Regions from separate parts of the Mus musculus genome. Here all the other regions are linked to region 3. The links are chromatin loops, found by intact Hi-C in ENCODE. Cell type or tissue: left cerebral cortex. All regions are shown on one strand.

Region 1 (2,500 bases), 60 kb before region 3:
TAAGAACCAGAGTTTGAACCTCAGCACTCCTAGCTCTGTACAAAAGAACTGGCTACAAAATAACACTGCCAAAGACCTTAATCCTAAAAGGCTGACTGTCTCTCTGTCAGTGTGCCCACAAGCTAGCAACCCTTTCAAGCAAGGCTCGCTCTTCTGCTCTGGACCACTTTCTACCGTACCTCATCTCTCATCTCAAAGGCTCCTCTTGCCAAAGCCTTGAAACAAGTTTGTGGAGTGTGTTTCTAAACTATGTCCACATTCTTCACGAAGCAGATAAACTAGAAATAGAAGTATGCAAGAAAATGCCAGAAGCCTTTTTTCCCCTTCTCAGTCCTAACCCGGGAAGGGGGAACTAAGAAACACCAGGCAATTACTTCATTTCTCCGTTAGCCACCCTCTGGCACCCACTGGCGTCCTACCTCCAGCCTCTTATGTCTTAAAGCAAGGCTTCTTCGAAACGCAAAAAAAGAAGAGGAAGGAAAAACAGCAGCACTTGGTCATCACGAAGCTTGGCTAGCCTCCACCCCTGGACCACTGGCAGAGCGGCCACAAGCAGGGGTGGATGACACAAGGGAGGGGAGTGGGGTGGGATGCTCAGACGTGGAGGAGTAATACCTCCCAAACGAGGCAGGTGAGTGAACACTTCCCTGCAAGGCTAACTCATCCGCTAGCCCAGACCAGGATGCATGACAGAAGGGAGAGTAGCCCGGTGCTTTCCCGTCCTACCTTCCCCGACTCCCCAAGCTCCATGGCTTGGTTCTGGTGGCCGTGCAGACCCCCTCCCTCCGAGCCTGTTCCAAGTGTACCGCGGCCCACTCCGGACTTGGGCTCCCGGAGCCGAGACGCCTGGGTAAGGAGACACGAGGCAGCAAAGTAATCTCTCCTACAGCGGGAGGCAGTAGCACAGTAGTTGGCTCTGGTAGTGGTGAGCTGGAATAGTGTCGTACTAGCGCAGCCTTTTACAGCTGCCGCTTCGCGGAGACAGAAAGGCTCACGGGAAATGTAGTCCAGCCTGGAGGTCCTGCTAGGACTTGTGGTCAACTCCAGCCTGCACACAGGTCCACAGGTCAACAAGGTTAATCAAGAAGAGCAATACTTTTTCCGGACATATCTTTCTTTGTTTCTTAAAAACAAAATAAAACAAAAACATAACATGTCATCTGTTAGCCCAGGCTGACCTGGAACTCCTTATTCTCCTGCCTAGTCTCTTCAGTGCTGCTGATTACAGGCTGGGCCATCATGCTGGTTGAGGGGGCAGGGACTGGAGGTACACATCCGAGCCTCTGTAGCTGTTCTTTGCTACTTTGTGGGTTCTTCTTTTTCCCACCATTTTATCCCCTCAGTTTCACCCCCTAACATTAGATAGGTGAGAAAGAATAGGGGGGAGAGACAGATGCTTGAATCTTATTTCTTTCTTCTGGTTTCTTCTTTGAGCACGACTACGAACAAACCACAACCAACACCTCCCGTCCCCCCCCCCCCGCCCCCCGCAAAGACCACCAACCAACCTATCAGGCCTCTAATATTTCTACACCCTCTGAAAAGTTCCCAGAGTTCTAAAAGTCACACAACTGCAGAAACTATCTGCAGCTGGCAAAACTATGACTCTGGGAGAGCACCAGGCAAAACTAGCCTCTGTGGACAGTCTGAGGCAGTCTCTTATCCCCACATCTGGGATTAAAAGAAAAACACATTCTTACAATATTTCTGTGTTTTTTAAAAATCTAAAATTCCAAATTTATCCTTATAAGGCTCCCTAAAGGATAAATGATAAATTATTCTACACACCCTATACTTTGAATTTTGAGACAGGGTCTCTCACTGAGCCTAAGTGCTGTTGATTACAAACTTGGCCATCATGCTGGGTTTACTGTGTGTGTGTGTGTGTGTGTGTGTGTGTGTGTGTGTGTGTGTGTTACAGGCTGTCTTTTTTTAAATATATTTATTTATTTTATATATGTGAGTACACCGTAACTGACTTCAGACACACCAGTAAAGGGCATCAGATACCATTACGGATAGTTGTGAGCTACCATGTGGTTGCTGGGAATTGAACTCAGGACCTCTGGAAAAGCAGTCAGTGCTCTTAACCGCTGAGCCATTTCTCCAACCCTATGGGCTGTCTTTAGTCAGCCTATATCTTAGATTTTGAGACAGAGTCTGTGATGGTTTGAATATGCTTAGCCCAGGGAGTAGCACTATTAGGAGGTGTGGCCTTGTTGGAGTAGGTGTAGCCTTGTTGGAGGAAGTGTGTCACCGTGGGAGTGGGCAATGAGACCCTCCCCCAACCACATGAGAGCCAGTCTTCTTCTAGTGGCCTTCAGATGAAGATGTAGAACTCTCAGCTCCTCCTGCACCATGCCTGCCTGGATGCTGCCATGTTCCTGACTTGATGATAATGGTCTGAACCTCTGAACCTGTAGGCCGGCCCCAATTAAATGCTATCCTTTAGAAGGGTTGCCTTGGTCATGGTGTGTGTTCACAGCAATAAAACCCCAAC
Region 2 (2,500 bases), 49 kb after region 3:
GTGGTTCAATTCCCTCATCTACAGAACAGAAAACCCAAATAAGCAGACTCTAGGATGGGGCCAGTGGGAGTATCTGAGCAAGAGTCTTGGGCTACCTGTTAGCCATAGCTAAAAAAGACGCTTCCAGGCCAGACAATGTTCGATTTACCTGGCTTATCGTTTCTCCTGAGATTCTTGTGGGGTATTAGTGATGTCCAGCCACGACCTCAACACAGTTGCCTAAGTTTGGCCAAAGCTCGTGGACCAAAATTGCACATCTGACTCTGGGTGTCTACCCAGAAGGCAGTGCAGCAACTGCCCTGGCATCTTCACAGCCCACGATCCTGCCGAAACTGTACCTAGGCCACAACAACTGATGTGGCTCTTCTTCAGCTCTGGGACTGACATATTTTACCAGCATTAACTTCGATCTGTTTTCTTTCTCCCCACTTTTCCGGCCCAATTCACGGGGATTACGTATCTTAACAAAAATAAATGTCAGATTTAGTTATTCCCCCAAGACCTGCTGAGGCTTCAGTCGTGCACACCCTCTCACGATCTTGTAATGAAAAGCCAAAGGAATGAGTTCCCCAGGTAGAAAAAAAGCTCCAGGTCCGTGTGTCCTGGGAGAAGGGGAGAGCCTTAGACTTCTGGTTAGGGAATTCTGGGCACTGGCCGACCTTGATCGGCTCACTCGAGCTCAAAGTCGGCGGTGACGGATCCTCCCGGGCCTGTTGCCCTGGGGACTGCGCTGCACCAAGAAGCCCGACCGCGGCGTTCGTCGGTCCGCAACGGCTCGTCTTACCTGGAGCGCCATGGCGGAACTCAGCTTCGCGACTCCCTGGCCCACCCAGCTTCCGGTGCGGCTCTGGCTGGAGGCTGCACCGAGACCCTCGAGACCCTCGGGGACAGCGGCCCAGTTCTGCACGACAGGAAGCGGGGCCGGGGAACTCGCTACACCGAGAACCGCAGAGTTGGCTCGTCTGGGTCGGTCTGGCGCTTCGCATCCCGGGAGGGGTGGTCCCGCTTCCGCCCGCAGCCCCCAGCCTCACAGCGGTAACGACGCAAGCGCAGACTACACTTCCCAGAGGGCGCCGTGCCTGGGGCGTGGCTTCAGGGGGTGTGGCGGGGTTCTCCTTTACTGCTCCGTCCCTCACACCTCTAGCTCCTCAGGTTCAGGCACCCGCCTGGCACTGGTTAGTTACATCCTGTCGAGCTTGCGGCTTGCGCATGCTCAGGTGCAAACAACCGTTCATCCAAATAACCAACCATCCACTCCTCCGTTCTCTTTAGCATCCGGCGCTTTCTGAGTGCGCCCTGTACAGGTGCCAGGTTAGGATGCATGGATAAAAAGGGACCAGTTTCTCCCGTTGGCTGCAGTCACGTAAACCCGACCCTGAGTGGCTGAGGGCCAGGGCACAGTGGCTCACCGCTACACTGATCTGCATCACTACATTTTATGTGACTATTTGCTTGCTCGTGTTGCCCACTGATGGTGGCGGCCCCAGTAGTTCCTGACAAACGCTAGGCTTAAATATATGTATGATGTGTGGACTAAGTGTGTGCCCCATCTCTGGATTCATTTGTGCTGCTGTCTCTGTGGTGCAGACATAGTCCTTAGGCTGCACTTTGAGGCTCATTTTCCTTCCTGGAGCCCTCGTCTTTCCCTTCATTGTATGGGAAAAACTCAAAGAGAAGTTTTTGGAGCTTTGAAACAGGTGCTTGGAGCCACAGCAGAAGCCACCATACCCAGGACTTGTTCTCGGCTCTCCACTCCTAAAAATGTCTGCAGGGGCGTCCCCTTATCTGCGATCCGAGGAAGGACGATTTCTCCCTAGCCACCCCAGCATAGCTCTTTAGTGACTCTGGCCTACGTGGGCTCCACTGGCATACTGGCTTTGTATGCTGGCATGCCAGAACACATGATCGAGCAGAGACCACTAACATTACTGCCCAGCACAGCTGAGTGAATTTCTTCCTTCACACTCTAAGGACAGGACCGCAGCATGGAAAAAGAAAACTGAAAGTTCAGTCCATCTCCAGTAGCATCTCAGGGTAAGTCCTAGGCCTCAAGCCAGGGACCTATGATCCCTAAGCCACAAAATCCTCTCAAAACCTTTCAAAAAGAAAAAAGGAAGACATAATTTACAGCATGTGAAGTGTCTTGACGCTGTTTTGCTTTAAGTGTCCTCCTGTCTGGGCTTGGTGCAACATTTGGAGATTTGGGCCATCTGTCACTAAGAAGAGCTTACACCATCAAACTGGCTGAATGGCCAGTTGTTAAAGTTACAGAAACAACTGCTGCCCATTCATTACCCTTTTGACTATTTTTTGCCTCCACACCAGCCCTTATAATCTTTACATTAAAAAGTTTTACTCCAGATAACAGGGGTGGTAGTCTGGGATGTGATACCATGACAAACAATGATTGTGTTCAGGGAAGGGAAAAGATTTTATATTTGTTGTTTTTTTTGTTGTTGTTGTTTTTTTTTTTTTTTTTTTTTTTTTGAGGCAGGGTTTC
Region 3 (2,500 bases):
CCCCTCCCCGCGAAGTTTCAGGGCTGTCAGTCCCGGAGTCTTTCGGGCAGCCCGCACCCAAGCTGCAGGCAGCCGGCGCCATTGTGCAAACGGCCGCCCGGGACCGGAGGCCCGAGCGCCTGGGTCCCCGAAGCGGGCCGCGGCACGTAGCCGCAGGAGCCCGCCAGGTAAGGACACCCGAGACTCCCGGGCAGGCGTCTCCCCCGCCACCCAAACGGAGCTTTACAAGCCCTGCCGACCCACGGCAGGTGACAACCCCGAGGGAAGGGGCGCGCAGACGCGAGTGTGGGGGAGGGGGGGGGTCAGACCAGGAGGGAAGGGAGTCAGGAGGGAGGGTCCTGGCGCAGATGGGGAGACTAGGAAACTGGAGGGGAGGGCAAGGACTCGGGGAGGCCCGGTGGGAGCAGGTGGGAAGAGGGCGGGAGGGGCCTGCGGGGAGGATCCCCAGGAGCGGGAGTAGGGTTCCTCGGGATAGAGGAAGGGTCCAGTGCGAAAGGGCAGGAAACGGGCTCAGGGATGGGGCTGGTCGGGAGCGAAGGACGCTGACAGGTGAGCCTAGAGCAGGGCAGGGGGCCGGGACCCGGAGTGACTCCGGAGCTCTAACAGGGGCGGGGATTGGGGGGAGTCTAGTCAGAAGGAAAACTCCGGAGAGGGCGTGAAGTCAGTGGGGAGCAGAAATGGGCAAGGGGGCTGCTGAGAGGGAGGTGTGTTGGGAAGAAAGGGGTATGGGGAGGGGCAGAACGAGGGAGTAGGTCCAGAGAATGTGGGGTTAGCTTGGATTCCCCCCCCCAAGATGGGGGGCGTGAGACCTGGAAGCTAGGGAGCGGACTAGGAGGGGGAGGGGAAGAACAAGGCTGGGGACCGGGAGGGGAGAGAAGCGGAGCCGGAGCTTGCAGGGTAGGCAGAGGGGGAAGGGAGGCGGGGGCCGCTGAGGGGGGAAGGAGAGCAGCGGGAGGGAGGGAAGCAGAGGGGAGGCTGGTGTGGGGGAGGGGGAGGGAACTGAGGAGAGGAAAGAAGGAAAAGAAACCCGAGTGGGGGAGGAGAGGGGAGGGGCAAGCGGATGGGGGAGAGCAGCTGAGAAGGGGAGGGCGGGAGTGGGGGGGGGGAGGAAGGAAAAGAGGAGGGGGAAGGAAGGGAGGGAGTGTGCAGCCTGGGGAGGGGGTGGCGTGCGGAGAACTAGGCGGGCGGGCACAGGAGGAAGGGGGAGGGGAGCGCTGCCCAAGACTGCTGGTAGAGGAGGGTCGGGAGAGGCCGTAGCTGCTGAGGGCCGACTCGAAGGGGGCCCCTGGGGGTTGACCCGACGGGTGCGCGCAAGGGAGGAGCCAAAGGGGCGGGGCAAGAGGAGGAGCCCCAAAAGGCTGCCAGATTTGGTGGGGAGAGAGGGCGGAAGGCAGCGAGAGGGGAGGGGCAGAGGGAAGGCTGCCAGGGAAGGGGGAGGGGAGCCTGCTAAAGGAGGGGCAGAGAACCGGTTGGAAGTGGAGCTGAGAAGTGCAAAAATCGGGGAGTGTCCTGGCCTGGTGTGGGGGTTGTTCTCGCCCGGTTAGTCCTATGGGGGTTGTGAGTCTTTGAGGTAGGGGTTTAGGGAGAGGAAGTCAGAGTCATTTACTACCTCTGCAATAGCCCTTGTTCACCTCCTCCCACCCCCGTATCCCTAAAGTGTTACTGGTCCTCCAGGGCTGGCTCTCATTTCACTAGCTACTGCCCTAGGGGCTGAAGGGTCCACGTGTAGCTTCCCTCTCCCCATCTTGGTCCAGAGAATTAAGTGGTCCCTGTACTTACCCTGGCAAAGACACAGTGGGTGGTGAGTGACTGCTGATGGTTTGGGGACGGTTTTGAAGACTTGACAGGTGGGGACCAGGGCTGATATCCATTGCCAAGCAGAGTTTGCAGGAGGCTCCATGTGATTGGGTATTCATCTTCAGAGGCCTCTGTTCCCTCACCTGTGCCTAGGGCTTCACTTTGGAGTTCTTGGGGATAGCTGAGACCTAGCTGGAGGCCATCAGGAAGAATCTGAACAGGGCTGTCTTTTTAGGGTCTGTGGCCTGATCACCTAGGAGAGCCACTCCTGGTGGCCATGAGAGAGACCCTGGAGGCCCTGAACTCCTTGGGTGAGTGGGGGACAAAGGAACCAGGAGGGTGGGAGTTCCTAGGCATCCGAAGTGTAGCAGTGTCGTCCCTCAGGGGTATACAACCCTGAGCCCCAAACCATGGCAGCCTGGAGAAGCAGACATCTTTTTAGGTCACCATTATGTATCTCAGTGACCAGACCAGGATGATAATACTAGATTGTATGTGTGCATGGGATTCACAGAGAACTGGAAGCTAAAAGCAAGCAAGCAAGCAAACAAACAAACAAAACTCATTGCACTTACATATTTATTTATTGTGTTTATTATGTCTACCTCATGTGTGGAGGTGAGAGAACTTTTTTTTTTTTGAGTTATCTGCTACCATGTGGGTTTTGAACCAAATGCAGATCGTTAGGCACAGAGCAAGTACC

The links. A loop is a pair of places that touch in the nucleus more often than their neighbours do. Peaks named below come from ENCODE experiments on the same cell type or tissue, not always from the same donor. Only the 100,000 strongest peaks of a DNase experiment are listed, where the experiment ranks them.
Region 1: a loop joins it to region 3, with 8 times the contacts of the local background. A loop is called at or near these places in 10 of 42 quality-filtered maps.
Region 2: a loop joins it to region 3, with 3 times the contacts of the local background. A loop is called at or near these places in 10 of 42 quality-filtered maps.

What each region holds. Positions count from the first base shown.
Region 1 is chr6:48,502,777-48,505,276 of GRCm38, reverse strand. It overlaps the pseudogene Zfp862-ps. Among named protein-coding and RNA genes, the nearest start is that of 1700026J14Rik, 33 kb to the left of the region's middle. In left cerebral cortex, a CTCF peak has its summit at 937; a DNase peak (open chromatin) is centred at 933; H3K4me3 peaks cover 1,206 bases; H3K27ac peaks cover 811 bases.
Region 2 is chr6:48,394,172-48,396,671 of GRCm38, reverse strand. It overlaps Krba1 (KRAB-A domain containing 1), which reads right to left and starts at 1,086. Exons shown (of 18, transcript NM_001347152.1): 1 at 785-1,086. The coding sequence starts at 796. It overlaps Gm16630 (predicted gene, 16630), which reads left to right and starts at 1,264. Exons shown (of 5, transcript NR_152250.1): 1 at 1,264-2,034. In left cerebral cortex, no CTCF peak of the experiment used is centred here; DNase peaks (open chromatin) are centred at 341, 717 and 1,142; H3K4me3 peaks cover 1,744 bases; H3K27ac peaks cover 1,844 bases.
Region 3 is chr6:48,443,020-48,445,519 of GRCm38, reverse strand. Zfp467 (zinc finger protein 467) reads left to right here. Exons shown (of 5, transcript NM_020589.2): 1 at 1-167; 2 at 2,033-2,108. The coding sequence starts at 2,075. Among named protein-coding and RNA genes, the nearest start is that of Zfp467, 1.6 kb to the left of the region's middle. In left cerebral cortex, no CTCF peak of the experiment used is centred here; DNase peaks (open chromatin) are centred at 953 and 1,304; H3K4me3 peaks cover 1,867 bases; H3K27ac peaks cover 1,916 bases.